3 separate regions of the Mus musculus genome follow, and all the other regions are linked to region 3. Evidence: chromatin loops called from intact Hi-C (ENCODE). Cell type or tissue: gastrocnemius. All regions are shown on one strand. Links, peaks and the distances in the headings refer to the core of each region. The heading gives the core; the rest is flanking DNA. Region 1 overlaps Il17d (interleukin 17D). Region 2 overlaps Cryl1 (crystallin, lambda 1). Region 3 overlaps Xpo4 (exportin 4).

Region 1 (5,000 bases), core at 1-5,000, 86 kb before region 3:
TAGCCACCTCCCCTCCCTCCCTCCCTTCCTTCCTTCCTTTCTTTGAGCCAGGGTCTCAATAGTCCCAGCTGGTCTGGAACTCTTAGAGCACCGGAACTAAAGGCTTAGGTGCCACACCTACTGCATTTTTTTAAAAAAGGGTCTCACTGTGTTGCTTGGGCTGGTCTCAAACACCTGAGTTTAAGTGATCCTCCTGCCTCAGCTTTCCGAGTATCTGGGACTACAGACCTGTGCTACTGTGCCAACTTTGTTAACAGAGAGAAGGGAAGTTTCCCAAGCATGAGGAAAAGGCAGAAGCTGCAAAAACGCATGTTTCAGCCTTGGAGAGACAGCCAGAGTCTCTGTTAGAAGGGGCCGGGGGCTCACAGAAGGGGTGCTGTAGACAGTGAGGTGGGGTTCTTAGAGGCCTGTGGCTCCGTTGTTGTCGGGCTGCACTCTGATGACATCACAGCTCAGACTGTAAGAGATTATCACCAGGTGAAAGATCCAAAATAGTAGACCTGGAATATGGGGCACCTGAGACTTCCTCCATCCAGCCCCTGGTCTGTTATTAGAAAAGCATCATTCATCTCCCAGAGCATAAAAACATTTTCTCATTTACCTTCTGGCATAATATGTTTGTTTCTCCTTTGCTTCAAAAACAAAAATGCCAAAAATAAATCAACTTGATTGCTCAGGAACATTTTTTAAACAGCAACGTAATATATTCAGAAATGTACTGCCGGGACACTGGAGGTTATTACCGCTTAAAGACACACCAGCTTGTATGATGACACCCCAAAGATAAACACCTGCCGGGACTCGAAGCAATTTTAGCTTGTTTATTCTTATAGTAGAGGACTAAAAATATTTTTTCTCTAGGATATGAATAATGCAAAATAGCTTATTTTGAGGCATTGTTGCTTTTTTATATACCCTTTCCTCCTCTAAGAGCCTACATCTAGCCGGGCATGGTGGCGCACGCCTTTAATCCCAGCACTTGGGAGGCAGAGGCAGGCGGATTTCTGAGTTCAAGGCCAGCCTGGTCTACAAAATGAGTTCCAGGACAGTCTATACAGGGCTATACAGAGAAACCCTGTCTCGAAAAAACAAAAAACAAACAAAGACAATAACAACAACAAAAAAAAAGAGCCTACATCTAAATTTATTTCACAACAAACAAAATTTGTTGGCTCTTGGTGACCAACTGTGAGTAAATGTCACAGGCCTGTGGGCAGATGCCGAGGTGACCCCTTAATCCCTTGCAAGCATTCTTTGGTGTGTGTATTGTTTTGGAAGCCTGAGGTGGGTTCATATGCCCTTGACTTTCCTTCTTTCCAAGGTAACTTCCAAGTTCAAAGTTCTGCATTCCAGAGTTCTCCACAGGAAGAAATTGCATTTGCTTCAGCCAGCACCTGGGCTGTAATGACTTTTTACAGCCCACCCTATCCTGAACACCCTGGCTTCCCTGTGCCACCCTGTTGAGGGTGACCCTGCCACGTCTTCAAACATCTCAAAGGAAGAGTACTGAGAGCAAAGGTTGGAGAGGACAGGTGACTTTAAAACAGACATGTGGGCCACCAAGATGTAACTTAGCAAGGGATTAAGGAATCACTTGAGCATCTGCCTATAGACCTGTAGCATAGTCTCAGTTATGGAGAAACTTCTGTCTAAATGTACTGATGCAGCTCATATGACCTCCAGTCACTATACTAGTGAGCAGACAAGGTTACCCGTGCCCAGTGGTGGCCCAGGCATTCCGGGTGAACTTTGGCTCTGACAAGCTGTGGTCTGCTCTCTGTGGGTGCTGATTTATAAAGGCCTAGAAGGAAAGGCCAGGCCAACAGAAAGGATGGCTCACCTAAGCAACCCTCTTATCCTGTGAGATGTCAATTAGTTATTCCATCTTCCCCAAACCTAAGGCCACATTTACCCATTAAATGTTAACAAGGGTTTTACAGGGCCTTTACCGGAACAAGGGGAGCCACTGGCCCCAAATGCTGCTATGAGCGCTGATACTGTTCACACCTCTTTCTGCCCAGTAAATCTTGAAAGAAAGAAAGAAAGAAAGAAAGAAAGAAAGAAAGAAAGGAAGGAAGGAAGGAAGGAAGAAAAAGAGAAAATAAGTTAAAAATCAGAGGCAGTAAGGTGGTATGACACCCACCATCCAGCTTTCAGGAGGCTGAGGCAGGAGGATCATGTTTTTGAGGCTCTTGGCCTACATAGCATTACGCTGACTTAAACATCAAAGACATGTAATGTTGGAGAGTGGTAAGGGAATCAAGGCACCGTGGCCTCTACCTCCCTCCTCCGTGACTTTCTACCCCGTGACTTGAATTACCCAGGGCCAACTGTGACCTGAGAATACTAAAGGAATTCCAGAAACCCATATGTTTCACACGCAGTCAACCTCAGCAGTGCCATGAAACCTTGTCCTTCTGGGACATGAACTACCACTTTGCGCAGTGTAAACACACTGTGTGCTCTGCCCTCTCTGCAGCCACACAGTCACACAGTAACCATCTCAGCTGTCACAATGCATCCCAGTACTGCCATGCTGTGTACAAGTGACCCTTGTACCAGTGACTCTGTGTACAAGTGACTCTGCAAGAGTCACCTAGTGCTGTGTCAGCACACTAGCCTTCCTCAGTTCATCTCATGTAGACACTACATCTCCTCACGAGAAGCATGAATCTCAAAATCAGTGACATGTTGAGATTCACATACTATAGTACTGACTGTTTTAGCTAACCTAGAGAACCTAATTTATAACTTAAACTTTAGTTTATAAGCAATGAACTCTCTGAAGTTTCAGGCACGGGGAGACACGTTTCCAGGAAGGTATCTAGTGGCTAAGGTTTAAGGGGAATCTGTAGTTTAATGTTAGAGGAAACACTATCCTCTACCCTTTAAAATACCTACCCTTTAAAAACATTCCTATTTACCACTTAAAAACACACCCTCTCACTGTAATGCATTTTCAGAGGTTTTTTTGTTTGTTTGTTTGTTTTTTTTTTGTTTTGTTTTGTTTTGTTTTGTTTTGTTTTTTTTGCTCAGGCTGGAGTACAGAGTTCTGCAAACTGACCAGAGTTCTGGACCCAGGGAATCCATTACACCTTGCAGAGGCGCCACTGGCCAACAGGGGGCAGCACAGGGCAAGCATCCTGCCAAATGGTGGCCCAGGGCCTCTCAACTCCTTGGAATTTGGGATGGAGGGTCCCTTCATAACTAAGCTTTGCCTTGGGAAGTTCACTCTTTCCTGTGTCTCTGCTCCGTAGCTGTGGGTTGCTCCAAATGACCTTGAGACAACATCACAGACCTCTTTTGTCTTCCAGGAAGATGGAGATTCTGTTTTATCTAATGCGCTGGCATTTATCTCAGTAGTGCAGGTACTATGTTCTTCCTACGCCAGCTTACTAGGCTAATGCTTGTTAGGAAAAGAGGGACAAACACCCAAGAGAATGCCTTAGGTCTGGCTGGGGTCTTCATAATGCTGTTTATCCCTATTGGTCACTGTAGAAAAGGAGATTTACTGTTTTCCAAGCAGCTGAAGTAAGAGATGTTGGTGTTTTCATAATATGTGTGTGTGTATGAATTTATATATACATATGAACTTATATGTACATATAAATTTATATATACACATATGAATATATACATATATATGTATTTATTTTAATGGACAGATGGCCTTGGCTTTGCTCAAGGACAAAGCTGAGTTTCCCCCAGTGGGCTTCTCAAAACCCAGCCAGCTCTGCCGCACCTATCACCTGTCAGGGAATAAAAATAAAAACATTGTCATGGAGCATTGTTCCCGGATTACCGTCGGCTTTGATGGTTGGCTCCGCAGGGCTGGGGCTTTACTTTAGCATGCAGAGAGCTGCCAGCGAGGATGACAGTATTTCACTCCTGATACCTCTTTCAACGCTCTTCACCTGAATAAAATGTGGGTGCCCGTGCCAACAGAAGGATTTGGGCAAATGCAGGCGGTCCCACACGGGCCACGAAGTGACATTCCTTCTGATATTGTGTCCTCCACAAGTGGCACATTAAAAAGGTGGAGGACAGAGGATACATCTCCCCAAATTACTGCGTTGTCAAGGAGAAAATACCAGGGGCTCTTAGAGTTGAAGGAAGGGGCCAGAGGCTGGTATTTGTGAACTGCCCCTCCAGGGTGACAGCTGGCGCCACAGACCAGGTGGGCTCCTCCCTCACACAGCCAGCCTCCTCCCCCATTGTTCCAAGGTCGGGAACATCAAAGATGGTTCTGGACCCGCATTCTGCAGCTTCCCCTGGAGAGCCTAGCCATCCTGTGGGCATGAGTGAGTTTTTCCTTTGAAGAGATGCTTCCCAGCTGCTCAGAGAGTCACATTTGCCATGACAAAAGAATGAAAGCCTTCGAGAAGTCTGGGCTGTCTGGCTCATTCCGTTCTCTCCTTGTGCAAGGCCCCACCACCACCATGAACTTCCAAATTCTTTCCTAATACTCTGTCATCTCACTTGGCCACTTGGTGAATTGGTTTTACACAGAATACATGGATTCCCAGGTGGGACTGGACATTCTTGTGTCCCTAGACTACACTGTGGCCACTGCCGTGAAGGCTAACCCAGGTGGTCAGGTGCCATCATCCTAGGACCTCTATCTCCCCGAATGTGTGAGAGGAAGGTGGGCAGGTGAGCCTTCCTGCTGCTGGTAGCGGTGAGCTTGCTGGGTCCTTGCTAGGAGAGCTACGTTTGCTCTGGAGCGGCCACAGGCTCAGCCTCAGCTTTGCTAAGTTCAGATGGCAGCAGCTAGAGAAGAACTGACCTCTAACTCTCCCTGGCCAAGTGAAGCTGAGGGGATCTGCGTCCTGCTCAGGACTGCTGCAATCCCTGCTGAGTTTTTCCATGTCCTCTTTCATGAGAAATGCACAGTGGTTTCTTTTAGGGGCCAGAGACGCGTTTTTCAGTGCTTCTTGGCAGCAGACCCTGCAGCGCTTTGGCTCCCTGGGGCCTTAGCAAATGGAAGGAGGGAGGGGCTG
Region 2 (11,539 bases), core at 3,550-8,549, 250 kb before region 3:
GATACGGGTACACATTATCTAATGGTCCAAGCACCACACATATCCATCTTGCACTTGGCATCTGTGAGGTCGTACCTTCAGGACACCCTGTGACCTCGCTTTGTCTGTAATCAGCCACAGGGAGCCTTGCTCTCTCTTGTTCTGCCATAAAGCTACACTGGAGGCCTTGAGCAGAGCACCAAAGCACAGTTCTGAATGCTGGGCCTTTACATCACACAGTATCAGGGGCCGTTACCAGGGGTAGTTTGGGGTTTTTAATTTTGGTTTAGGTATAAAGAGAGTACCTTTCCATTGCTAGGGAGAAAAAGGAAAACCAAGATGTGCCAAAATATAAATAAACTTTCATGCTATCTTTAACAAAAAGAATTTCCATGTAATGGCAAATCTACATTGCTAACTTGAAAAGATTTAGACCCACCCAGTTGACACACCTCTGGGCAGGTCGATGAAGGTGTTTCCAGAAAAGTTTAGGTGAGGAGGGAAGACCTGAATCTGGGCAGCACCATCCCATGGGGCTGGAGACCCAGACTGAAGGAGAACGAAAGATGGCCGACAGGATTAATCTCTCTCTTCCTGACTGGGACCCACTGTGGCCAAGTGCCTCAGACTCCTCCCACCTTGCTTTCAGTCATGTGCACTGGATCTTCTCTTAATCTGTAAAGCAGATAAACCCTTCCTCTTTCAATATTTCATCATAACAAGGAGCTAATGCTCTGTGGAAAACGAGCCTGAGACCAACATGGGCCAGGCGCTGCAGTCTCTCCTGCTACAAGCAGAAAAGGGCACCAGCAGATTGTCACCACACATGGGAGTTGGACTTTTTTCATGAAGGGTCTCTCTCTGTGTAGCTTAGCCTGGCCCTGAACTCATGATTCCCGTGCCTCAATGTCCCGAGTGGCAGAATGTGACATCACATCCAGTTTTGGTCTTAATTTTCTTCTCATTATTTTCTTCTCTATTTTAATGGTCTCAAAATCTTATGACAGGTTTTTTTCTTTTTTCTTTTCTTTCTTTTTTTTTTTTGTCAAGCTGTTTCCACTTAAAAATACTGATTTGTAAATCTAATAGCTTAAAACACACACACACACAGTGGTTAATAAAACACTCTTTTCCTTCTGAGGGGTTTATGATGCACTGTTAACCATTAACCAGTCTTTCGTTTTAAATTTATTTTATTAGTATTGGCAGGTGCATGATACAGCATGCCTGTGGAGGTCAGAGGTCAACACTGTGGAAACGGCTCTCTCTCCTCCTCAGTGGAGTTCCAGGAATTGAACTCAGACTGTCCGGCTTGTGTGGCAAGAGTTTTCACCTGCTGAGCATCTCACTGGCCCCTGAGCCCGTCTTTAGTAAGCTTAATTAGCTACTGAGACAAACATTTCTGAGTCATTCCTCCACCACTGGTGAATACTGGGGTGGCAGGTTATTAGGTGGCATTTTGTCAGCCCTGTGAGCTTTCTTGGCAGGCCTGTGCTGGCTTTAGACCCCTCCACACTGCCCCGAGTAATGGTAATACTAATTGACACAGTAAATTCAAGTTCCCTTCAGTCCCTGCTCTTCACAGAGCACCAAAATGCATAAGACATACAACACACCCTAAAGAGACAAAGCAAGAACACAAACCTGGCAGCATCAGAATGCCCACTTATAGACAGACTATGCATCATGAAGACCAAGGCAGCGTGGCAGAGAAACACAGAGGTCAGAGATCCTGGCGCTGAGTGCACAGCTACAGCAGAGAGACTCAGCAAAAGTACAGAACAGACATGAGAAATAGGACATCTTTGTTAGTCCGCACTGCTGAGGAAAACATCCACGAGAGGAAACTCTCCATTCTGAGAGAAAAATGAATTAAAGTCAGAGAAGTACAGGGTTATCCTCGGATGCTCAGGGAGTTCAAGGCCACCCTCAGATACACTAAGGTTAAGATCGGAAACTCTAAAACTATATGGGTTTGGAGGGAGGGAGAGAGAGAGAGAGAGCTTCAAGAATTCAATACAATGATTTTATAAGCCCAAAGTAGAAAAACAAAAGTAAAAATTAAAAATAAAAAGAAGAATAAATAAATAAATAAATAAAAGGCAAAAAGGATTCCATCCAACTATAAGCCTCTCCTATGGAAAGAGTCTACAGAAGAAAGAGACAACCTGCAGAAAGGGGTGAAATCTGAAGGGCCATACACACATAAGGAACTCAAAAACCTAACAATACTAAAAATCCAATTCCAAAGTGGGTAAATAGGTCTGGGGTGCACAGCGCTTGCAACGTCGTGGGCTCCATCTCAAGCACCACAGAGAACAATGGGCTGGGCAGTGACCTATGATAATCCCAGAAACAGACCTGTAAGTACCACTTTAAAGCCCAGTGTTCCCAGCTACTGCACACATTCGGCATGTATGTGATATGTATTATACTGCCATGAACTGCATCATGGCTTCTACCCATGTGCACAGAGAGGCGCTTACTGAAGTGTTCGCCATGGCAAGCCCCCCTGTGTTCCTCTGAAGCCTGACCTTGCCATCTGAAACAAAGGGGGGGGGGAGTCTGAGGATCTAGGTCAGTGATGAACAACTGCCTGGCACGGGTGGGGAAGCCTTTAGTTCAAACCCTCGCATGGAAAATGGCTGCCTCAAACTCATGGTAAGTCTCCCTCCTCGGCCTGGGATTACAATGCAAGGCACCTCAGCTGATAGCTGGCTTTCTCCTTCTTCAGCTGCAGTGCGTGCGCACACACACACACACACACACACACACACACACACAAACACTTCCTTACCCTTCCTCCTATTCTACTTGTCTCATCTTTACAAGTCCTCTCCCACAAAATTTACTTAGAGCACTGGCACAGTGAAGATGTGAGCTATCCACATGCTAACAGTGAGAGGGATGTGCCATCCTCCCTTACCATGCACTCACACCCACCCTTACTGTGCACATGCACCCTCCCTTACAAGTACTGCTCATCTCCACACCAGGCATACCAGGCTTGTACTTTGAATACAGGGCTCCCATTTTCCCTGCAGGTTCCCCCTCTGCCTGGCAGACCCACTGTTTCTTTCAGGGTGTTGTTATCATGATAGTGACTTTCTCAATGTGAATAGACACCTGGCAGAACAATTTCAAAAGGGAACAGGTTTTTTTGGCTCAGTGTTAAAAGTGTCAGTGCATCATAGCAGAGATGCCTGGAGGGGACAGCAGAGTTTATATCGTGCTGCCAAGAAGCAGAAAAGGAGGAGAAGGGACTAGATACAAAATTCCCAGAGATCAGGTATATGGTGCACACCTTGAATCCCAAGTGCTCGGGAAGCAGAAGCAGGCAGACTTCTTTCAGTTGGAGGACAGCTGAGGTTACACAACAACCCCCCCACCTCGTGGGGGGGGCAGTGTGGGTGTGAGTGTGGGTGTGTTTGAAAGTGTGTGAGTGTGCGTGCGAATGTGAGTATGTCAGTGTGTGAGTGTGTAAGTGTGTGTGAGAGTATGTGAGCACGTACTTTACAAAGAGTTTCTATAATGTCACATCTAATATTTAGCTTTATTCTGTGCTTTATTGTGCACACAGAATTGGACTAATTATCACAAGGAAATTTTTCACCAAATTGTGCTGTGCCTAAATATGCCTAAAATAAACTACTCAGGGTCAGACTCCCAAAGTTCGAAGCAAGACGACTGAATACTGAGTCACGTTGAACGGAACTGCCTTCCTCCCTCCTGCATATCATTACTCTGCTGCCTGTGGTAATGGCAAAGACCCCTGGAAATCTATATGTGTTTGTGTGTGTGATGGCTTAAATAGGAATGGCTCCCACAGACTACTATGTGTGAATACTTGGTCATAGGGAGTGGCACAATTAGGAAGTGTGGCCTTGTTGGAGGAAGAGTGTCACCATGGGAGCAGGCTTAAGGTCACCCATGCTCAAGTGAGGCCTAGTGTGGCACATAGTTTCTTTCTGCTGTCTTTGGATCAAGATGTAGAAGTCTCAGCTCCTTCTCCAGCACCTGTCTCCCACCATGATGATAATGGACTAAACCTCTGAACTGTAAGCCAGCCACAAAAAATGTTTTCCTTTATAAGAGTTGCCATGGTCATGGTGTCTCTTCACAACAATAGAACCCTAACTTAGACAGTGCGTATATATGCTTGTGTGCCTAATGGTGCCACCAGACGGGAACCAAATATTTAAAACACGACTCTGTGGAGGGCATTTTATAGTCAAAGCACAACAGTCACCAACAGACATGCCATGCCGCGTCCCATGAGCACCCATGGGCTATGATTGTAGTCTACAATGTCTGGACAGCTTTCCTGAGTTCTGCGCAAAATGAAGGACTCCCTTTTCTTAGCAGGGCTTCCTTTTTTCTGCCTGATCTGACCCCCAAATCTTCTGCCAGAGGAATGTCATGTGATCCTTGGTCCAGCTTCATGGAATGCCTCTCCATGCAAATGAAGTGTCCCCAGAACCTTCAACCTCAGCCAATGAAACATCACCCTAAGAAGTGCACCTTCCCACTCTCTAAGGCTTCTATATACATAGCCCATACATCACCCAGAATAAAATGTATGTGCACAAGCTGTTTCACTGACGACTGTCTATGAGAAATGTTTTCTAAAAGAGCTGTAACACTGAAGAGCCGCAGCACTGGAATCTTCAGAGGAGACTCCCTCCCCACAGCACTCACTGCCAGACCAGGATCCTGCAGATCCACCTGTTCATCGGGTCCTGACATCTCTTATATTCTTGGTTGTGAGCCTAGCCTTTAACGGCTGAGCCATCTCTCCAGCCCAGGTCCTGACATCTCAAGGGAAGAAGCAGACCACTGGACTTGGTTCCGCTCCATCCTTCCCCCACCTAATGTGTGGCAGTGCCTGGACACCCCAAGGGAACAAACAAACAAACAAACAAACAAATAAAACAGAACTACAGCCATGTTCAGGGATAAGCTATAAACTGACCTAAAGACAGATCTTACAGGCCTCTCATCTCAGGGAACTCATGCCAAGTGGCAAGCAAGCAGTCTGCACTGAAACCCACCCACTGGACACAGGACAGGAGCAGCACAGAGAGCCAGCCAGAGGGAGTCACATGATGGTAAACTTCGGAAAAAGACCAGCTCAGTGAAACAACCAAGAGCTGCAGTGTGTTAACAGAGTGATCATTGGACAGCACAGCTCAGGTGTCCCCTGAACAATGTCCCATTGCTGCCACAGTGATGCATCTGTAGAGATCGCTTCCAGACTCCCCTGCCCCCTCACAGTCTTACATTCAGTCCTTCCAAGTAGAGGGAATAAAGGCACCTCCATTCTCTGTCACCTCAGAGGTCCCTGCGCCTGTTTTGCCTGGCAACGGTTAGGCAGGCCTCCTGGCTGAGGGGATGTATGCATGGCACATCTGAATTACTCAGTTTTGAGTTAGCAATATGATTTGTGCAAATTTGATCAGTAGCAATATCTAAGGATTCCACAGAGCTGGACGAAGCCAGCACATAACCCAGAAATACAACCAGACTAAAAAAAAAAAAAAAAATTCATATGTCTGAAGAACTGTGTAGAGCTACCAAACAGAAACTCACTTTGCTCAGTTAAAAGTATCTGAAATACCGAGAGCCTCGGTAGCTGAGATGCTGGGTAGCTCAGTGGTAGAGTGCTCGCTCCCCTGGCGTGCACGAAGCCCTGGGTTTAAGCCCCAGCACAATATGAATAGGGTGTAGTAGACACACCTGTGATTCCAGCACATAGGAAGGCAAGCAGGGAATTCAAGACCATTCTCAGCTACATAGTGAGCTTGCGGCCCAGTCTGGGATGCATGAGAGCCTGACTAAAAAAATAATAATAAAATAAACTTAAAAATTAAGTATCCGACATCAAAAACAAGTAGGTGAGAGAGTCAGCCAGGGCTACATAGTGAGACCGTGTCTTATAACTGAAGAAAGAAGTAGAAAGAATACCAAGCATGCCACTGCTACTCCCCACACCAACTGCCACTGATCGTCAATCCTTAAGTGACTATAATAGAAAACTTGCTCCGAGTCATGACCCCACCTCACACAACCCAGCCTGTACTGAACTGACAGCATCTTCCTTTATTGGTTTATTTTACAGTTCTGAGAACAGAGCCCAGAGCCTCCTGATGCTAGGCACGCCCTGTACACGGCATCTTAGACTGCTCAAGACCATCCATTTCATCCTGTAAGGAATTACCAAATATGCTCAGAGGCATCTATCTCCTTCAAGCTGCTGGAACCTTTTCATCAACCCAAGCCGCTAGATGGCAGGCTAACACTATGTATGATGCAGAATAAAAATGTTTGTCAGCGACACCTGTGGTGTGGGCCCAACACTTGGAAAGCAGATTAGTTCAGGACTGTCCTCAGATACACAGCAAGTTTGAGACCTGGGTGGGACACAGGAGACTGTCACAAAATCTGAAAACTGAGAAGGGAAAGGATATGCAAACAATTATCACTATAAGGTGAAATAAGGGTGGATTTTTAAAACTTTTTTAAAAATCGTTTTAATTTACATTTGTTTACCTGTTACTTATTCATTCATCTGGTGTGTGTGTGAGCATTTGTGTGTACATGTGTGGGCATATACATACATGCCACAGTGCATGTGTGCCCCATTGGGTCATATGGCGGTCAGAAGACAGATTGCTGAAATCTGTTTTCTCCTTCTGCCATGCAAGTAACGGGAATCAAACACTGGCCCCACCTTTACCCACTGAGCCATCTCACTGACCCCTTATTGCTATTTTAGATGTTGTATTAAAAATTATCAACTAGGGCCGGGCAGTGGTGACATACACCTTTAGTTCCAGCACTGGGGAGGCAGAAGCAGGCAGATCTCTCTGAGTTCAAGGGCAGCCTGGTCTACAAAGGAAGTTCCAGGACAGCCAAGGCTACACAGGGAGACCCTGTCTTGACAAACAAAGAAACAAGCCATCAACTAGGAACTAGGGACTCTTGTCTTTAATCCTAGTACTTAGAAGGCAGAAGCAGGCAGACTTCTGTGAGTTCCAGGACAGCCTGGCCTATGTGGCAAGTTTAGGACAGCCTGCTCTACACAGTGACACTTTTTTTAACCACACAAAAGGCACCTGTCTAGGGCTGGAGAGATGGCTCAGTGGTTAAGAGCACCGATTGCTCTTCCAAAGGTCCTAAGTTCAAATCCCAGCAACCACAAGAAAAAAAAGTCACCTGTCTAAATAGGTGAAGACAATGGGAAGCTGGAGCCCTGGCCCACTGATTGACAGGAAGAAAATGAGGCTGCTGCGAGCATGACCATCCCTTGAAAATTAAACGCAAGGAGTTACACCAGACTTTTTTGCCAGCACACTGCTTTCTAAAACCCCGAGGACCTTCCCTCAAAGACTACCTGCAGTTGGCCAAGGGCCTTCTACCAAGTCATCACACCTGCTACCCACCCACCCAGCCAGCTCTGGGAACCCGGAACCCTCTCTCAGAGTCATCTAAGCTTGGACGTGCTGCCAAAATCAAGAAAGCCTCAGCTGCCCACAGGAAGTCCACGGGGCTGACTGACAGGCAGGAATGAGTCTTCTCATCCATTCTTCCCTCTTGGGCTCTGAAAAGGGTCCTCTTTAGAGGCTGGTGTCACCTCTGGGGCTCAGAAACCAGAGAAATAGAGAAGCTCTGCTTAAGTCCTAGGACAATCAATTTCACCAGAATGTACAGTGCAGTGTCCCGTGTCAGCACGCTCATGAAAGTGGCACTTGCTAGTCAGTCAGACACACAGGGAGACTGCTACAGTTTGGATGTGTCCCACAAGGTTCATGGGCTGGAAACTTTCATAGTGATGAAAGGTGGCAGGACCTTTAGTAGGCATGGTCTCCTGGGAGGTGAGGTCCCACGCAAATGAAGTGATGGGTACAGGTTTCGCAGGAGTGGGCTAGTTATAAAAAGGAGAACATGTTATAAAAAGAACCCCCTCCCTGGTTCCTGTCTTTCCAACTGGCACACCACCCCCTCCTCTTCCCAAGTCTTCCTTCTGTGTGATACCATTTGTGATGTAGCAAAGGCCCTTGCCAGCGCCTGAATGAATAGAGCTACCCAGCACTGGATCTTCAGCATTAAGAGTGTGAGATAGTGAGTCTCCTCTCTTTATAGCATAGACAGTCTCTAATGCTTTGTTACAGCAACGTGAATCAAAATGGTGAGGCAAGGGTCACATCATTCCTTCTGAAATTTATTTCTAAAATCTGATTCTCTAATTTTTAAAGATTCGTTTATTTATGTATGAGTGCTCTGCAAGTATACCCAAAAGCCAGAAGAGGGCATCAGACCCCATTACAGATGGTCGCAAGCCACCGTGCGGTTGCTGGGAATTGAACTAATGACCTCTGGAACAGCCAGTGCTCTTAACTGCTGAGCCATCTCTCCAGCCCTGATTTTCTAATTCTTGCCTGTGCATCCATGCAGGTGTGTGAAGGCCAGAGAGGGTGGCAGTACCCTTTTCCCACTCTGCCTTATTTCTTTGAGGCAGGGTCTAGAGCTCAGTTTCTCAACTATGCTAGCAAGCCCCCGCAGTACTGTCCCTGTACCACCATGATGCTAAGGCAGCAGACATGTTCGTGGCGCTTGTTGTCTGGGTGCTAGAATGGTGCATCGAGCTCTCTCAACCATCAATCCATCTCTCTGGCCGCAAGTCACATTTTTTTAAACATGGTATCTTTCTGTGTAGCCCCGGCTATCCTAGACTTGTTATGTAGACCAGGCTAACCTCAAACTCAGAGATGCACCTGCCTCTACCTCAGCCCCAAGGACTGGGATTGAAGGTGTGCACCAGCATCCCCGCCCCAGTCACACCACCAGAACCCACATCTTTTGCTCCATCTACGCCCCCTCAGCCACACCCACCTGTCGCCATGTCCCTAAGCAGCACACAGGGTTGAACGGAAACCCTGCCCTCAGGATACACAGGGACAGCCGTTTACAGCCCTACCATCTAGAGCAAGTCACACAGTATTCTGACTCCTCCTCGGCCTTCCAGATGTCAAATCCTCACATGTCAATCACATCGACTAGAGCCATTTCAGCTTGGGTAGGAAAACAAATAAAGGAAATGAAGCAATTGTTTGGACTGCTGTGGTGACAGCCAAGTAACAGCAGAATCTGTGAACACCCAGATAACCGGGGTAAACGACCCAGCTGAAGCCACAACCTGGGGCTGTGAACCGCAAACCACCAGGCCTTAGACGACTCCTGGACCCGCACTCTGTGTGTCCTTCTAGGTGGTTAGACTGCATCTGCCTCTCCACTGACATACACTTTATTTACTATTCATCAATAAAATTAGATATGTCATCCCACCACGAATGCATCCGTGATGTCTTACATTTATGCTTAAAAAAAAGAAAAAACAACATATACACTTGGGAAGTGGTAGCACACGCCTTTAGTCATGGTGCTCCAGAGGCAGAGGCAGGCAGATCTCTGTGGGTTTGAGTCTAGCCTGGTCTACAGAGCAAGTTCTAGGACAGCCAGGGCTGCACAGAGAATCTCTGCCTCAAAAAGCCAACCCCCCACCCCAAAAGAGCACACACGCACACACACACTTTTTAAACTATATAATATATTTTATGATTTTTATGTATAAACAATCTATAGAAATAGTACCTTTTTTTTTCTGCCACATGATGATATTCTCTCTACTTCCTTAGTGTTTTACCTTCAAAAATCTGTGTTCAAATGTCTCCTTTCCAAACACTTACAGTCTAGTCTGCAAGCCAGAGGTCCCGGCTCTCCAGCAGCCTCACGGTACTCCCGTCTCTGCCTGTTTCTCCTAACGGGGGAGTAGCACTTTATGCTCGAGCATAGGGTGTATACAAGCTACAGACTGAACGCAGCAACAAAGTGGGTGGGGCTATGCTCTGTACAACCCCATCTGTTTACAGAATGTCCCCAAGTGGCCCGGATTAGGGCAGTGAGAGTTACCCTGGGAGCACAGGCCAGCAGTCTCCAAGCCCTGAAGTTACAGACCACAGTGGTAGTTACAGACCACAGAAACCCAGCCAGGACAGTTTTTTTGGTTTGGTTTGGTTTGGTTTGGTTTGGTTTGAACTTTTCATTTATTCTTTGTGAGTTTCACGTCACCCACCCCAATCCCACTCACCACCCTGTCTCTTCTTATCTGCCCTCTGCCCTTGCAATCTCCCTCCTAAAAGGAAATAAAAACCAAACAAACAAAATTAACAAAGCATAGAAAACATCTCATCATAGAAAGCTGTAGAGTGTCACAGTATGTCCCACAGTATACCCCTCTGCCCACACATCGTCACTTGCAAATGTTCATTATAATTAGTTATTGGCCTGGCTCGAGGCCCCTGGCTTCCACTACACCATCATCAGTACTGTATCCTAACCAGAACTCCTCTCAGATTGTCACGGATATCCTGGGGCTTTGGATCTGCAGGACCGGCCCCTTCACAAGCTCCAGCAGTTCATAGATGGGATAGGTGTTGGGTTGGGCCAGCTCAAAGCCCTGGATCTGGGTCTGAGCGAGAGCTGAGTCAGTCAGCCTGGCAGCTCTCCTGAACCCAGACTACCCAAGGCTAGCTCTCCAGCACTGCCCTGGCTAGCTCGCCCAATGCCACTGCCGGCAAGGGTCAGCTCTCCTGCCCTGAATCCACTCAGCAGGGCTTTCTAAAACAGCAGCAGTCAGACCATGCCATTTGGGGGCTGCTGGTCTAACTGGTCTAAGCTACATTCCTCCTCTGTGTAGCAGCTGGTGCTGGGGAGTGCCCAGGGGGCACAGTGAGCAGCCACGGAGGAAGGTTTCCCAGCCCCAATCGACAGCCTCTTGATGCACAGTGCCGTCCAGGCTTCTGCTGAGTCATGGTTAGTAATGCCCCACTGGCCAGGTCCAAGTCCAAAGTAGAGTCGAGAGCCACCTTGTGCTGGATTGACGCACACGTGGATTCCCAGGGCTTGGGAAGCCGACGCCACCTGGACTACACAGTGAGACTCTGCCTCAAAACAGAACACAAAGTACACCTCAAGGAACCAACAGAAGAGTGCTTGCCTTACATGAGCCTCGGGTTCAATCCCCAGTTCTTCAAAACAACAAAGAAGGTGAGGGCGGCCAGCAGACCAGGTAACTTACCGTCCACTATTCCAAAGAGTGGTTTTGTATTGCTGTTTTATTTCATGACAGTGTCTCATGACCTCAAGCTCCTGATCCTCCTGCCTCCACCTCCCACATGCTGGGATTACAGGCATGAACCACCCCACGCCACCACTATTCCAGCTGTTATGGCCCATGGTGTTTGAAAAAAACTAAAACTCAAGTTCCCAAGCAAGAGAACAGACAAATCCAGAAGAATCCACGTAGAAACAGAGTTTAGGATGAAGTTTAGGCCAGGGCAGACAGGAGACTGTTGAGGTAAAAACAGGAGATCGGGGTCACCTGCAGGGCAGGAGTTTGGAAACGTCAGCTATCTAGGAGCCAGGACAGGGCAGCTGCCTTGTTTCAGAGATCACTTCCAGTGGTTTATTAACTCCTGAGCCATCTTTACAAAAAAAAAAA
Region 3 (11,539 bases), core at 2,821-7,820:
GCCATATCTGAATCTTCTCTGATTTTTCGATGTACCTGTTAGAAAGAATTACTAATCCATAAAAACAAATTCTTCTTTTGTAGGGGTCACGTGAGAACCATGTCAAATGAGGTAAGAGAAAAATTCTCTGTAGCTGGTCATTTCTAGAAAATTAACTCTTCAGTTAAACCAATCCTGAAAAATCACCCTTCAGTTCACCTGACATCATAGACCATGATTTTAGGCATTTCAGCTAACTTTTAGCTGAGAGCTACCTACATTTTGCAAATTGAACTGTCTCCAGCATATTATGACAAGGAGAGAAGACAGATGCTAGCCAGTCAGACATACTGCTTCTGCTAAAAACAGCAACAACGACAGTCATCTGTATTATGCTAACTATGCCCCGCCACAGCTTCTTTCTAAAGTTAGCAGACAAGTTCAATCCAGTATATAGATGCTGTCTTAGTAGAAGTAAACAGTTGCACACTTAGAAAACCAGCAAATGTACCTATCACCCACCCCTAGATATCCTCCACTCGTGGACAGGGAACACATGTTTAAGTTCCAAGACGGTCTAACCTGTTTACATTTCATTTTATATCATACCATCACTATTAGTACTCAATGTTTTTTAAATACAGTGTGCACTTAATACATAGACCCATTTAAACATACAACTAGACCTTATTTTAATGATGAAATACTGATACACAGACACTACCCAGTGTTTTAATCTAAAGAAAAGGTTCTCAGAATAGTGTTCCTTCAATACTCCTAAATTTTCAGATATTAAATACTTCATTTCTATGACCTGACATTAAAATAGAAGAGGAAATGCCGGAAAGGAATTATAAAGTGGCTATTCCTATTCACCTCCACGTACAATACCGGCCAGCCACTTGCCTCTTCCCACAGGCATTGAACTGAAGCACTCCAACCCTTTCTTTTTTTGAACCACTGTTCTCTATTTGTTTCAAGTAATGTGTCTTTGACTCTGTCAATCATTTATGAATTACTTGACACCAGAATGTTTTTGTTTGATTTTTTAAATGTATTCACTGGTAAAGTACAGGACATGGTGAACATAGTATTTCCTCGTTAACTAATTCCACTAATCTTAGCCTCTAGGTTTCTTAAGGTCAAGACAAGAAATTTAAACCAGTATACTATATCTAAAAATGATAGTTAAATGACTTACTAAAAGGCTTAACATATATTATATTCTGGTCTAGAACAAGGGTTGTCAAGCCACTGACCCATGGACCAAATCTGGTTAGATATAGAGGTTAGAGCAGGGTTTTTCTCATATTTATAAAGTGAGAGAAAGAGGGGAAAAAAAAATCAAAAGAAGATTAGACAAAGTATTCAATTTTAATGACCATCAGCAAAGTTTTCCTGGAATACCAGCTTTCCTTGATTGTTTATTTTTAATTTAAGGTTCCTACTACAATGAGAGATTTGAGTACGACCATATTATATACAGAGCCTAAAATATTTACTGTGGGCCGGCCCTGATAGCACATTGAGTTTGCTAATCCTTGGTCTGGAACAAAAATACTTTTCAACCTATATACTAATGTATTTTAGGCTTTATACAGTAACTTCAAAGTACAACTCACAGAATCCTATGTACATCTTGGCTGCAAACTCTAGATTGTATGCTTTTAAGCTCTTTATCTTGAAAGCACAGTTAAATCTGTGTCTTCATGCTCTGAATGCTAATCAAAAGTTCACTGAGATGTCCAGGGTCAGATTCTACCAACATCTACAGTGCAAACTGGAACAAGAGACACTCATCACACAGTCTGCTCCACATAGGAGCCAGATGTCCATTCATACCTAGACTATAACAAAAACACAAAAGAATGAATGTGCTTAACGAGAGAGCCAGTATTCACAATTTAAAATAAAATAAAAAAACTGTTCTGGGACCAAGGGTTAACTTGTTTCATAAAATAGAGTCCACATAAACTCATGTTAAACATGTAATTCTTGTGATATAGACTCACGGTCTGTTGCATTGCAAAAGCATTCTCTCATAACTGAACATGGATTTCAATCAATATCACACAATTAAAAAACAGATCTACCACCTCTGTACAGAAAGGAAGCAAGGGGAGGCGCAAGACACCCAGGGAGGCAAACAGAGAGAGGCCATTCACCAAATACGCATAGAGAAGGAGAGAGTGTGCTTAAACATCAGGCGCCCGTGTGCCACCCACACGGCAGCACCCAGTGAGCATGCAGATTAGCATGAGTCTGAGAGAGTGTGCAGGGTGTGAGAAGCAAAGCAGAGCTGGGAACACCAGTGTCCACACGGAGGGCAAACACTAGAGTCACAACCAGGAAAGTCTGAAAGGAGGGTGGGGTGGGGGGCTGACAGCTTTGTAACTTGCTAAGGAGCAGAATGTAACCAAAACCATTTAAAATTTCAGATATGATCAAGAAATTTAAGTCTTCACCCCATGCATCAGTACATTTATCTACTGAAATCTAGCATAATGATATCTAATGGAAGGAAAGATTAAACTGAGTAATTAATTCATATAAATGAAGGCAAATCTTGAAAAACTAATAGAAAGATTAAGTCATTTTTTACAACAAATTAAAACTGTTTATAAATTGCTTAAATGCAAATAGCTACACTCATAAACTACTAAAATGACAGTAGAAAAGGGTTAACTTTTAAATTCAGTTCTTTGCATGTGGTAGTTCACAGCTGACAGAAGCAGCTGTCTGCTCTGTCTAGACAGCTGTTCAGATCTAGTGGAGATGCTTGCTGTACGCCAGCAAGTTTTTCACCTTTTCACAAACTGCTGGAGTGGGACCTACTTTCTGTCGAGCAAATACACAGAACTTGAACTTGGACTTGTATCAAAACAATTCCTGTCAGATGAGATGCCCCACAAGGTCCTTAAAATTTACTTGCAAGTACTGTTTGATCTTGGTTATGGTTTTAGATGCTCCCCCCTCTGGTTTTAAAAAGGAAACTGAATGCTCAGACTGAAGATTGCCATAGGAAACGCGAACCGCCTTAGGAAGGGCAGAGCCAAGGCCTGGTGGCACAGTGCTCATCAGGCACACAGAAGAGCCAGCCAGGGTGCCATCTCCACAGCTACAGAACAAGACACCGTGGCAGAAAATGTGTTTTGTGTATGCCTAAGGGTGGACAAACATGGTTTAGACATTAAAATATATACCACAGTACTGAAATATAATTGCTTTGGTCACAAAAGGCTCCTTCATAGTTCAAAACACATGAAAAGATAAAAAACTATAATGATTCAGATTAAACAAAATTTCCTTATTTTTATCTTTTTAATTGGTGTTTATCTAGATTTTATTGATTTTTATTCTGTGCAAGTCACTGTAAATAAAAATTAACAACAAACATATTCATGTAATTTTTTTAATTCTAAAACTCACTTGCACTCATGGGAATAGACTGCTTGCTTCTTGTAGCTAGATGATACTAAGAGGCCACTTTAAAATTAAATTGAAAAAAAAAATTAAATTGAAATATTTAAGATAAACTACCCTTAAATATTAATGTAGCTCAGGTCTTATGTATACAGCTCACTAGGGAACAGTCCTTAAAATGCAGTCTAGGGATCCGTCAACTTGCTAGCTGCTGCAGACTGTGTTCTTAAGAGCACTAAAGCATTTCTGCTCTTCCCTGTGCACTGCAAACACACACACAGAAAGCTTTTCCTAAGGTCACGATTTAAAATACCAACTGAATGAAATATAAAAAAGGGAAATCTGCTTACCTTTTATTAAAGCAGGTGCTAGACAGATTTGCCAAAATATAAAGCAAACAAAACCAAAACCCAGTTTATGCCAGTTGTTTTCACTACACATTTCAAAGTATTTGTTCGTTGAAGGTATTTATGTTATAATGGTTTCTTGTTGATATTTTTAGTGAAAGAAAGTATTTCTTCAAGTTTTCAGCCAGACTGAGTTTACTTTTATTATGAGAACATGCTATATTTTTGTTGTACTGTCATCTTCTTTTGCTTTTGTCAGTTTGGATTCCTAATGTTACGTAACAATAGCCATGCAACCCACACAACACAAGCTAGCAGGAAGTGCTGGGTTTTTAAGACTGTAAAGAGTGGTTACAAAGTCCAAGAAGTTTTGTTGTAGGATCTAAGCCCTTCAAAATGAGATAGTATTTGTACATCAGCAACAACTTTGTCATATAATTTCTTTTAGTAAGTCAGTTGTGAGAAGAGAAACCACATGGGGAAAACCTGCCCTGTTTTGCTTAAGAAAAGCAAAGGCGTTCCCTTCCTCTCACCATGCCCCTAGCTAGCCAGAGTTGAAGACGAGGACTTACAGTGAAGAAGAGCTCCATAACTCTGCTGTCCAGAAGAGCCTCCCGCCAGGACTCTGTTGGCTTCAACAGCACATTTTGTGAGGATTCAAACATAGCTATATAATGTCTGCCCAGTTATCTAGTGTCAAGGTCAACAACAATAACATTCTTACTTTGTCTAAACTATAAGTATACCCTAAATATAACAGCAGCCAGCCAGAAAGAATGCAATGGAAACAGTTTAAGCCTCTTCACATATGCTACATAATTCGTGCCTGAAGCTAAGGAATAAAAGGCATTAAGTGCTGAAAAAAAGAATGCTATAGGAATGTTAGGTAACGGGTTTAATCCTTACATGTGCCATACCAGAGATCTTAATAGAAGCAACAGAAAGGGGGAAAAATGACTTTAAAAACAGACATCAAAAACTAAGCCTAAAGAATCAATTTTGGTAAATTTGCCCCACTACTTTACCCAATATTTTAAACAGCTAAAATCATATACACAAAATGAGTTTCATATAGACTATAGGGAAAAACAGAAGTTTTCCAAAAGAAGTATGTTCACAGGAAAAGAACATGAAAGAGCAACTAAGCTCCATACTAAAACAGAAAAATTGAGATCACAGTACCCCAACACCAAGTCAAAACAAACAATTAAGCAGTTGACAGAAAACACATTTTTATTCAAAATTCCCATAGACTCAAGGGAGGTAGAAAGGCATGGATCTTCCAGGACTCACTGGACAGCCATCTGGCCCACTTGATGTGCTCCAGGCCAGTGAAAAGAGACCCTATCTCCCAAGTAATGACTACAGAAGCTGTCCTCTGTCCTCTACACAGACATATACATATACAAAATATTGAGATTGAGTGAGAAATCTCAACACAGGCATCTAAGATGACATTCTGCAAAAAAAAAAGCAGGCACACATTAATATACATGAGCATACACCGCCCCCAAACACATAATACACTGAGAAAGTAACATTCCCATAGACTCAAACAGTATATAAGGTGTTGAGGTATTCACTATCAAATATGCTTCAATTGAATAAATTTGCTGCAAATAAATTAACCATCATAATAAGTATGTGTCTGTAGATGTTGATGAGTGTAATGTACTCAGTAGCACTGCCATAGTAACTAAGCCTTTAAGAAATGAGAAGGATGCCTTCTTTGCACTTCTTTGTGAAGCAGACTGAACTAGGCAATATTCACATCATTCAGTGAGAAATCTCAATCTAAGATGACACTCCGCAAAGAAATCAGACATACATTCAAATGCTGCCATTTCCTTATACCCAACTCATTCTTTAGTAGAGAGAAATTATTTACAGAAAAAACTGAAGGTAGGTAACACTGCTTTGGAAACCATCCTTTAAAAGTCAGTTGTTTATGAGACTGCTTCTTGTCTGTGAAGAGGGCTACGGAGGGCACTGAGTGGCCCTAAGAAGAAGTCACTGCTTCTTTCTGATGTCATTCTCAAACTCCTAACTGACTAACTGAAGTGAAACCCTGAACAGGCTCACTTAGTATTTCCCTCTTCCTTTATCCGCCCCCTTGTGGACACAGAGAATGAAACCCTAAGGAAAGGAAGCCAGGACAGGACAAAGAGAAACCAGCCAATGACCAATGGAAAGTGGTTCCTTTCCTCAAAAGCACTAGGGGACCTCAGTCTCATTACCTTTTAGAAAAACAAACTGAAGGACTCACAGCTGATATCTGCTGTTTATTGCAACAACAGTCTACTGGCTAGTTTTTCATATGCTTTTGAAATTCACACTGAAGCAGGTAAAGGATCGTTAGTGTTCAGAACAGATTATCTGGGGAAAGAGATCAAGGCTTTATATCTCTTGAAACAGAAAGCAGCCATTTATCTTTTTTAGTTTTAGTGCCATTTTATTTATTTTTTTTTTAAAAGATTTATTTATTTATTATATGTAAGTACACTGTAGCTGTCTTCAGACACTCCAGAAGAGGGCGTCAGATCTCCTTACAGATGGTTGTGAGCCACCATGTGGTTGCTGGGATTTGAACTCCTGACCTTCGGAAGAGCAGTCGGGTGCTCTTACCCACTGAGCCATCTCACCAGCCCCGCCATTTTATTAAAGGTATTTTTATTATGTGAAAGGTCAGTAATGAAATATACTCAATTGTTTAAATAGTGCACGATCTGAGATGGTGTGATGCCCTCGTCAGTCTAGAGATCACATGACACTGTGAGGGGAACACATACATGCAGATCTAGACATCAAAATATATAGAGACAGACCATACATATCAAAATAATGTAAAGAACGAAGGTAGTTCAATTTTTTAATTTTGTTTAAAAAACAAACAAACAAAAAAAAAAACCCCAAAAAGTAAATAAAATTGTTAGTCAGAATTTAGAAATCTAACTTTTCTACTCTTACAACAATGTCCTAAAAACGGCAGAGCCAGGTGCGGTGGCACATGCTTGTAAACCATCACCCGGGAGGCAGAAGTCTACACAGTGAGCTCCAGGACAGCAAGGGCTAGAGACATCCTGATCTCAAACAACAACAAACAAACAGTTGAGTGCTGGCACAAACATCTGGTAAGTAAAAGTGCTTGCTGTGCACATCTGCTGCCTGCCTGAATTCAATCCCTGAAACCCGCCTAAAGGTAGAAGGAAAGCCATTCTGCAGCTCCGTCCTCTGACCCCACAAGTCCCATGGCCCTTGGGCTCTGTGCCAAGACAGCAGGTGCTCATGCTCCCTTTCTCTCTCAAACTACAACAATAAAGTACTTTTAATTAAGACGTTACCTTAATGTTAAAGCAAAGTTCACTAAAAATAGCTTCAATAAACAGTAGTTGCTCTTTTACAAGATTGCAAAGCTTTGGTTCTTACTGAAATATGTTCTGGTTTCCAGATACTATATTTTCTTATCTTTTAAAAACATGTCATCAACAAGAGAGTGGTCTGCTATCGACTGATCAGTGATTTTCACTCTATGCAATACACAGAAGGCAGATCTCATGAAGCAAAAGAATCACAACAGTAAATAGCTATTACTTTAACAACAACAACAAAAAACCTGTATAAATTCCAAATTTTTCTGAGTGATAACTTTAAATACTTTTCTATATATTTAAATATTTGTATATACTTTAACAACAACAACAAAAAACCTGTATAAATTCCAAATTTTTCTGAGTGATAACTTTAAATACTTTTCTATATATTTAAATATTTATATAATTTACATTTTATATAATTCATTTGCAACCAACAAGATAACTGCATTCTGTTTTTTAATAAGTCTGCATCACTTTGAAAATTGTGTCAACCTCATCTAACCTTCCCTTTTTCAGGTTTGACCAAATGACAAAGTCCCAGTGCACAGGCCCTGCCTGTCACCATACTAAGCACAAACCCACTCACTCCCAGCCAAGTTCTAGCACAGGGCAGAACTGAGGTGTTAAAACTCAACCAGGCTTCCAAGTTCAACACCATCTTAATCTCTTGGAAAATCAGTCAGAACTGCATGTAAATTCTACTGTAGCTTGGAGCAGAAACTAATTCAATATTCCCTGCCCCTCTCCATAAAGAGCCTCTCAAATTAAAAAAACAAACAAACAAACAAACAAAACCAAAACACTTCACAGACTTCTGAAGAATCTGTAACTTCAGGACCAAGACAAACACCCGCCAAGAGCCAGAGGACAAGTTTAATCCCTCCCTACTAGTGGCTCTCACTGGCTAATCCTACGAAGTCTTCTGTGTCAAGCTCTTGAATAACAGATTGAGCTCAGCATGTACATCCACCTCAACCCACAGGGCAGAGCTGTAGTTAGAAAATAAATGAGTACTTACATAAACAAATTAGCTCTTGTCCACTTTATTGTGACAGTGAAAGGAGAAAACCCTGAGGATGTGGCTCTGTTGGTAAAGTGATCATTCTGTGAGCACGCAGCCCTGGGTTCAATCTCCACCACCACATAATCGGGGAGCACATGCTTCTAACCTCAGCACTAGGGAAACACGGACAAGGATGGCCACAGACATAAGAAAGCCGGTGCTGATGAGGATGCTAACCCTAATCACTGAACCTCTTCTCAGTGGGAACATGATCTTTATCTAAACAAATATACAACGCTACCAAGGGCACTACCAGAACATGTAAAACTGCCTCTGGATGTTCAGCTGAGTGAACTAGTAATCTTCCATTAATGGCAACAGGGTTGTATTATTATGTCACCAGTGCAATTAAGAACCCAAATCTGCTAATAATACACTAAGTATGTCAAGAATTGCTTCAATTAGTCCTCAAAGGGGCTAAATTCACAGGGTCGTGATGTGCTTTCTACTTAACAGCTTTCTAAAAATAACAAAGACCCTGCTGCCTCCGTTAAATGCACAGAAAGACCTAGGAGGATTCAGTTTAAAAATCAACAATCCAAACTCTCCATGGAGTCCTTCTTGCCTTAAGATTCACTAGTCAGCAAACCTAAGGCAGAGAAGACCTATGTAATCCAGAGAGCAGCTCCATCCCCACAACCATCACTTTCCAAATTAAGCAACACTACACTCTAAGCTGCAGAGCACACACTGTGACTGCCCTGCTGTGGCATTCATGGAGAATGAAGCAAAATAACCTAGGCTGGCAATTAAGAACCCAACAGACAGAATTCCTTACAAATGTTAAGTATTTTAAATGAATCACTTTCCAGTAAGAAGTATAGTTATAGTAGGTAAACCATATTTGCCTAAAATTACACCTGAATGAATGAACTTCCCAATCCAAAAGGTAACGGGTACCAAACAGCGCCGCCACCAACAGGCTGCAGCCGCCCAGACGCCTTTGACCTATGTTTCCTAAGCAGTTTGATCATGCTGTGAAAGCAAGTTCACTCACTGGGTTTAAAAATATGTATTTATTCCATCCCTTCTATTCTTGCACTTAACTTACACTACACAAAATACTATGTGAACACCATGTGAAGCTAGAAAAAGAAGATAAAATGTCTTATCTTTTGGAAACAGCAAGCGTCTTAGGCCACCTTGATTTCTCTGCCTCTGAGCACTGTCACTCCATGTTCCTGCACTCTAAGTGTCCCCCTCTATGGCAATGACATAGAAGTACAGTGTAGTACAGCACCATCTAGAACCAAGAGAGAACAGGGTACATCACGGCAGGAGGGAAGGCAGGCAGGAACAACATGTCCAAGAGCTACAAAACTAAACAAAATCTTCTGAACAATTACACATACAGTCAGCACAACTCACTGCACTGAAAGACTAGAGTCTGTTCTTCAATGACTCTTTCCCCACAATGGCCCAGAGTCAGAAACTCTGCTGTTTCTTTTTAAATACTTTTTCTGGAATATGGAAACACTCCTGAAAAGGATAATGCACACATAATTTCAAATACTGATTAATCACTTTACCAACTTCCAATGTATCACATCAGACAGCAATACAAAAGACAGTGGGAATGAAACTAATTACTCAGTGGACTGAAGAAAATACTACACAACACTGCTTTATAACTGTATTTAAACATTCTATCAGATTTCTATATTGTGTTCCTCCAGTTTCAAGCAATCTTAGACAGAGCTGACCCAACCAAATTTAACAAAACTCTGTATCATGAAGTCATGTACCCCACATCAAAACATGGCTTCTTACCTTCCTCATGATCTCAGCTTGAGCCTATGCTATCTTAACATTTATATCACTGGCCAAACATTACAGCACCTCGTCTTCCCTAAATCCTATTTCTCTTTTCCCCTTGGACAATAAATATTCTCCTCTCCAATACTTCAAGTGTAAAATGAATCACCCTGACTCAAGCGCACAGTCTAGGGTCAGCACAGCTGACTGATACTCTTCACTCACTAGGTGTGACTCCAGCGAAATACAGTTTCGCCCTCTCCCTCAAACACATTTCCATGAGTTCAATTAAGTCTAAACGAGATGAGATGTAACTGAAAACCATCTCCAAGTGACCCTTCGAAGTAGATTCTGACTACCTTTATTTGAAACTTATCTTTTCTTCCCTAGTTCTCCCGACCGGCTTCTCCCATGTGGCCAGCTGGTCTTCTCCGTCTCTTTGGCTTCTTCGTGCTTTCTAAAACCATGCATGACTTTGTTATTCTTTGCCGGACTGATACCACTATCTTAATTTCAATGGCCCATATTACAGGAATGACTCCCCAAGTTCTATCTTCACTCCAACTCATTCCCTACAATACAATTCTACTGAGGGACCACAGGGAGATGATGACAACTCATCAGTAAGGCAGCCCGATGAACCTTGGCATGCCAGATATTTGTAAAGGCTTCACAGAGACATAATTGACACACTATACGATTTGTTCAGTGATGCAATCGGTTTACTATATTCACAGTTATGTACCATGAGCACATCTAATTTTAGAACTATTCATCACCCCAGAAGTTTGATATGCTTTACAGCCATCTCCCATGTCTTCCCACACACCAGTGCTCTAGGTAACCCCTATCTATTCTGTCTCCAATTCGCTTATTCTGAACACTGCATATGCATGCAATCATGTATCAAAGTTTTCTCTAAATGGTTGCTTTCACAGTACTCTTTCTTAGTATAGTGTTTTCAGAGTTTACCTGTGTTAGCATGTCTAAGTACTTCATTTATTTTAACTAACAAATAATGTATCAATAATATGCCACACATCTTATTTATTCACTTATCAGCTGATGGACCTTTGAGCTGTTCCCACTTCATAGAGAATACTGGTGTGAACATTTAGAGTCTCTCCCTTATATCTACAATAAAAACCATACCATGAGGCAGTTATATTATCAGTTTATACAGATAATACATCAAATAAAAAGATAAAAACTAAATATATTAAGAAAATTACACATCATAGTATCATCCTAAATGATCACACACATTTTACACAAGATAGACTAAGACATTTTATAGGGCCTATTTGCTACTATTTGTTTCCCCTATAAGATAATCATTTTTTAAAAGCAATCAACACCCATGTTAATTAAGCTTCACTATTTGACTCTATGGTACAAATCTACATACTTTTCCAACTTTTCCCCTACCAATTGAACACTATTGATGGCTCTCCAAGCAACTGTCAAAAATATAACTCAGTCAGAATTGAGTTCTTAAGAAGGGTTTCACTAATTAACGCTCAAACTGTACCTTCATTTAATGTCACTGCCAAGTTCTTCTAAACGGAAATCTATCACTCAAAAAAAATTTTGGGGGG

What was found. A loop is a pair of places that touch in the nucleus more often than their neighbours do. Peaks named below come from ENCODE experiments on the same cell type or tissue, not always from the same donor. Only the 100,000 strongest peaks of a DNase experiment are listed, where the experiment ranks them.
Region 1: a loop joins it to region 3, with 9 times the contacts of the local background. A loop is called at or near these places in 15 of 42 quality-filtered maps.
Region 2: a loop joins it to region 3, with 4 times the contacts of the local background. A loop is called at or near these places in 16 of 42 quality-filtered maps.

The regions. Positions count from the first base shown.
Region 1 is chr14:57,530,239-57,535,238 of GRCm38, forward strand. All of the region lies in intron 2 of Il17d (interleukin 17D), which reads left to right. Among named protein-coding and RNA genes, the nearest start is that of Il17d, 7.9 kb to the left of the region's middle. In gastrocnemius, for the core only: a CTCF peak has its summit at 3,122 (motif pointing right); DNase peaks (open chromatin) are centred at 3,134 and 4,984; H3K4me3 peaks cover 423 bases; H3K27ac peaks cover 1,156 bases.
Region 2 is chr14:57,366,301-57,377,839 of GRCm38, forward strand. All of the region lies in intron 2 of Cryl1 (crystallin, lambda 1), which reads right to left. Gm41161 (a long non-coding RNA gene) reads left to right here and starts at 10,807. Exons shown (of 3, transcript XR_874654.3): 1 at 10,807-11,107. In gastrocnemius, for the core only: a CTCF peak has its summit at 6,266 (motif pointing right); DNase peaks (open chromatin) are centred at 6,270 and 7,441.
Region 3 is chr14:57,613,810-57,625,348 of GRCm38, forward strand. Xpo4 (exportin 4) reads right to left here. Exons shown (of 23, transcript NM_020506.2): 7 at 4,322-4,434; 8 at 1-35. Among named protein-coding and RNA genes, the nearest start is that of Xpo4, 46 kb to the right of the region's middle. In gastrocnemius, for the core only: a CTCF peak has its summit at 5,865 (motif pointing left); DNase peaks (open chromatin) are centred at 5,869 and 7,001; H3K4me3 peaks cover 336 bases; H3K27ac peaks cover 2,372 bases.